2 separate regions of the Homo sapiens genome follow, and region 1 is linked to region 2. The links are chromatin loops, found by intact Hi-C in ENCODE. Cell type or tissue: endothelial cell of umbilical vein. All regions are shown on one strand.

The links. A loop is a pair of places that touch in the nucleus more often than their neighbours do. Peaks named below come from ENCODE experiments on the same cell type or tissue, not always from the same donor. Only the 100,000 strongest peaks of a DNase experiment are listed, where the experiment ranks them.
Region 1: it touches region 2 in a loop (6-fold over the local background); 1 of 110 quality-filtered maps calls a loop at or near these places.

What each region holds. Positions count from the first base shown.
Region 1 is chr10:28,138,237-28,140,736 of GRCh38, reverse strand. All of the region lies in intron 5 of MPP7 (MAGUK p55 scaffold protein 7), which reads left to right. Among named protein-coding and RNA genes, the nearest start is that of SNORD130, 66 kb to the right of the region's middle. In endothelial cell of umbilical vein, no CTCF peak of the experiment used is centred here; a DNase peak (open chromatin) is centred at 1,386; H3K27ac peaks cover 2,500 bases.
Region 2 is chr10:28,088,628-28,091,127 of GRCh38, reverse strand. MPP7 (MAGUK p55 scaffold protein 7) reads left to right here. Exons shown (of 17, transcript NM_001318170.2): 12 at 1,287-1,457. Among named protein-coding and RNA genes, the nearest start is that of SNORD130, 16 kb to the right of the region's middle. RefSeq lists an enhancer at 1,122-2,321. In endothelial cell of umbilical vein, no CTCF peak of the experiment used is centred here; a DNase peak (open chromatin) is centred at 1,397; H3K27ac peaks cover 2,401 bases.

The DNA of each region.
Region 1 (2,500 bases), 50 kb before region 2:
ATTTTTTCCTAGGAAACTTAACATTTTATTAAGATTTCAAGCATGTTGGAATGGTGTTCAATTTATCCTGTTGATTTGTATCCAAAGTTCTGTCCCATTTCTCAGTGCTATTAATATACATATTTTTCTCTAGTTTCTTGCTCTGCATACCAGAAATGAGTAATTATCTAATCTCTCAAAAGAACTGGCTCATTATTATCAATTCTATTTTTTTTTCTTTTTTTTTGAAACTAAGTCTCACTCTGTCGCCCAGGCTGACGTACAGTGGCGCGATCTCAGCTCCCTGCAACCTCAGCCTCTCGGGTTCAAGCAATTCTCCTGCCTCAGCCTCCCAAGTAGCTGGGATTACAGGCACATGCCACCCGCCTGGCTAATTTTTGTGTTTTTAGTAGAGATTGGGGTTTCACCATTTTGGCCAGGCTGGTGTCGAACTTCTGACGTCTGGTGATCCGCCTGCCCCAGCCTACCAAAGTGTTAGGATTATAGGCGGTAGCCATCGCATCTGGTCTGATTTTTTTCTTTATATCTATCTTTGATTAGATAGTGGGCTCCTTAGCTGTCACGCTTGTTTAATTACAAACACATTTAAGAGTATGCGGCTTTCTCTTAAATTTGGTCACCTTCCATGGACATTGTGTATGTCATATTGGCATTGATATTAACTTCTTGATTGTCTATAATACATTTTGATAACTTCAATATCCTGACTTATTTAAATTTGTGAGGTTGTTTGGGTTTCATTTTTTATATTTACAGATGTTAATTTCTAGTTTGACCCATTTTTATCACAATATACAACCTGTTAACCTTTTTAATATAAAATTTGTTTAAAATGTTTGCTTGCTAGTTTGGCCAACTTTTGCAAATATATGAAGGAAAAGAATAGCTATATGGAAAGGATTTTTAAAAAATTTATATATGGTCCTTTACAAGTTTATAGACAAGGTTAAATATACAATGTGACTGTTCCTGAAATAAGATAATCATTAAATTAATTGTAATAGCTAATAAGCCAACAATACGAAGTCTTTACTATGGAGCAGCCTTTTTGCCGTGCACTTTCATGTATTATCTCTTTAATCATTGTGAAGCCCTATTAAGTAGGTACTAATATTAACTCTTTTAAAGATTAAGAAAATTAAAGCTCAAAAACTTGTATCCAGAAACGAAACTGGACCTTTAACAGATGTTTGTGTGTGTGTGTTTGTGTGTATGTATGTGTGTTTCAGGGATTTTCTGTGTTCTGTACCTAATAAAGAACAAAAGTATATCTTTCTTATTTGTTGGAGGCCGAAAGTGTGAGGGTCATGATCAGCTCAGTATACCACTGGAGGTTATATGAGTAAACAGCAAACTTCTCATAAATGCAGGATGTGGGCAAGCTGACAACTATGTCCGCTGCCCAGAAGGAATGCTGAGGGCATTCATGCCCCAAGCTCAAGTGTTTCTGGTGATTAGGCATAATTGAAGCCTGTTAGCAATGATGTGAACCTGTGATCAGTTAAGCAGCTGACCAATCATTACCTCCTCCATGCTCTTTCTACCCAATAAATACAAAGGGTGGTAGGAGCTCAGGGGCTGCCTTTGCTCACTAGAAGCGGGGAGCTCTCTTCTTCCCCTGGCCCTTTCCTTAAAATAGTTTCTTTTGTTTTTTGTTATCATTTCTATGTTCGTCCCTTCATTCAGTCTCATAATGAGGGTCTCAGGCAGTAACAGTGGTAACTGCTGTAATGAGGGTCTCAGGCAGTAACAGTGGCAGTCTGCCACACTTCATGATACACAGGATGGTCTTCTTATCTTTGTTTCTAGCACATAGCACTGTGATTGCAACATTGGGATTCCCAGTAAACGGAATTCAATGTAAATTATTAAATGTTTGGTGGAATTTTTATTCCATTATAGCCTTCTTTGTCTCTACATATAAGATAATTCTGTACATTTATATGACATTCAAACTTTTCTTTCATAGTCTTTAATTCATAATAGTATAAGATTGTGATTTTGTTCATTTTACTCTTTAGGAATCTCTTGCTGTGTTCAGAAGAATGCCAACACTTTTCTTGTATAACCTGTTGCCCTCAAGTCTTTGATAGTTAGGAAATGACTTGTCATTCTGTAACAATAGTGTCACTGGAGAACTGTCAAAAATTGAAAGATTATACCCAGAATGAATTGATCAGTCAATTGCCATATTGAAAAATAGATTATTCTTATTAGTCAATAATGTCTACAAAATCCAGTTCAGGAAAATAAATGCAGTATAAAAGAAACAATAGATGTCTGAAAATGTAAAAGTAAGTAGCCAAAGGCCTAACTAGATTAATTGAATGTGAATACTTCCTGCAGTGATGAAATAGGCAAAATCAATAATGTTGGTGGCATTTAGGGGCATTGATGGAGGGATATTGTTCTATATAGAGACTTTGTTTCTAGGGGAAGCAGAGATAGTCATTAATAAATCAAAACCACTTCTAACCATCAAATTGCCACATTAAAGGCA
Region 2 (2,500 bases):
TCACCTAGGCTAGAGTACGGTGGTGCGATCTTGGCTCACTGCAACCTCTGTCTCCTGAGTTCAAGCGATTCTCCTGTCTCAGCCTCCCGAGTAGCTGAGATTACATGTGTGCACCACCACTTAGCTAATTTTTTTGTATTTTTAGTAGAGATGGGGTTTCTCCATGTTGCCCCACCTGGTCTTAAACTCCTGGGCTCAAGCGATCTGCCCTCCTTCCTTGGCTTCCCAAAGTGCTGGGATTATAGGCATGAGCCACCGTGGCTGGCTCTATTTCTTAATTTCATATGTGTCACATTATGAAAGCATAGAATTTCCATTAGAGAAAAGAACCTGAGGCTTGATGATTTATTCCATCCCCTGGAGTCCAGTTAAAGTTAACTGACTTGCTGAAGATCAACTAATTGTTGACTGGGTGAGCTTTGTTCTGTCAGCCTGACTGACGCATAAGCACACGCTACACTACACACTCCCTAATTTAGTTTTCTTTTTGTTTAACAATAGATGCTGCCTGTGCCATGGGTACGTTGTGAGGTTATGCTTAGGATGTAATAGAAACTTTGTTCATGTTCATGAATGAGAGAACTTATTGTTTACATTTAAAATGCTTTTACAGTGTTTTTAACTTTTTCATATCAAATGTGTTTACCAATCAGTTCTTGATAAATTATGATTTTTGACTTATTTTGCTTTATTATAGTTATTTTACTCAATGATTTTTCAACAGAGCTCTTTATTGTTTAAACCAAATAAAATTTACATTATTATAACTACATAAATAAATATTAAATCTAAGTTATTGTTTTTATAAAATTGTGTACTATTATTTTTTTCTTACTGAATGCATTTCTAACAATATTATGATGAATAGGCCAGGCACAGTGGCTCATGCCTGTAATCCCAACACTTTGGGAAGCTAAACTGGGGGGATTGCTTGAGGCCAGCAGTTCAAACCAGCCTGGGCAACGTAGCAAGACCCTGTCTCTACAAAGTATTTTAAAAATTAACCAGCCGTGGTGATGTGTGCCTGTAATCCCACCTGCCTGGGAGCCTGAGGTGGGAGGATCGCTTGAGCCCAGGAGTTCAACACTGCAGTAAGCTGTGATGGCGCCACTGCTCTCCAGGTTGGGCAACAGAGTGAGACCCTGTCTCTAAAACATTAGGGTTTTAACTTTAAAAACCCAATATTATGGTAAATAAAATCCAACCCAACTCTGAGGGTTTTTTTTTTTTGAGGGTTTCTTTTTTGGTTGATGTTACTAAAAATATATTTATTTTAATATTTGCAGCTGGTTTTAGAAAAAGTTTTCGTCTTAGTAGAAAAGATAAGAAAACAAATAAATCCATGTATGAATGCAAGAAGAGTGATCAGTACGACACAGCTGACGTACCCACATACGAAGAAGTGACACCGTATCGGCGACAAACTAATGAAAAATACAGACTCGTTGTCTTGGTTGGTAAGTGCTTGTTTCTGTGAGTAATTCTGAGGAAATGAGTGAGCTAGTAAGAATTTCTCTTCAAAGTGAATCATACTTGAAGTTTTCAAGCTAAAAATCTCCTCCCCTTCAACACCTTTTGTCTTGTCTCTGAAACAAAATCTTTAGTTTTTTGTACGTAATTGACTTGCAGAGACTTTTAAGACATTTCTGAAGAACGGTACTGTCGTTTTAGTGGAACCTTTGTCAAGTGGGGATAGCAAACACTGTTGTAATATATGAAGCATACATCAGGGCAATTAAATAATAGAAGTGAATATTTTTGAACACAATGCAAGTTCGTTTCAAAGCATTTTGAGGCAGCAGCATGGTACAAGCTTCAGATGGCATTTAGACCTTCAGTGAAATAAAGTATTACAGCAGAGTTCTAGGATATTTCAAGCTAGAGAGTCAGCAAAGTCGCTTTAAAGTTGATAATTGGCTGGGTGCCGTGGCTCACACCTTTAATCCCAGCACTTTGGGAGGCCAGGGTGGGAGGATCACTTGAGGTCAGGAGTTTGAGACCAGCCTGGCCATCATGGTGAAGCCCCATCTCTACAGTGAAGCCCCATCTCTACATTGAAGCCCCATCTCTACAAAAATACAAAAATTAGCCAGGCGTGGTAGCACAGTCCTGTAGTCCGAGCTACTCAGGAGGCTGAGGCAGAAGAATCCCTTGAACCTGGGAGGTGGAGGTTGCAGTGAGCCAAGATCGCGCCACTGCACTCCAGCCTGGGTGACAGAGCGAGACTCTGTCTCAAAATAAAAAGGCAGTTAATAAAGGAATGTGGGTATTTTCACAAACATCGATTGCCTTGACTCAGATTTGCATCCTAGCATCTATCTTGTGCACCCTTCACAGATGTGAGTAGCCACAAGCTCCATGTATCTTCACTTCATCCTCAATGCATTTCTTTAAAAATGTAGCGAGAGATATTTAAACTTCCAGGATCAAAGCCAATGATTTTAGAAAAGTTTTGGAGTAGAAGAGCATGGTGTCTCTTAGTGTTAGTACATTCTCACAC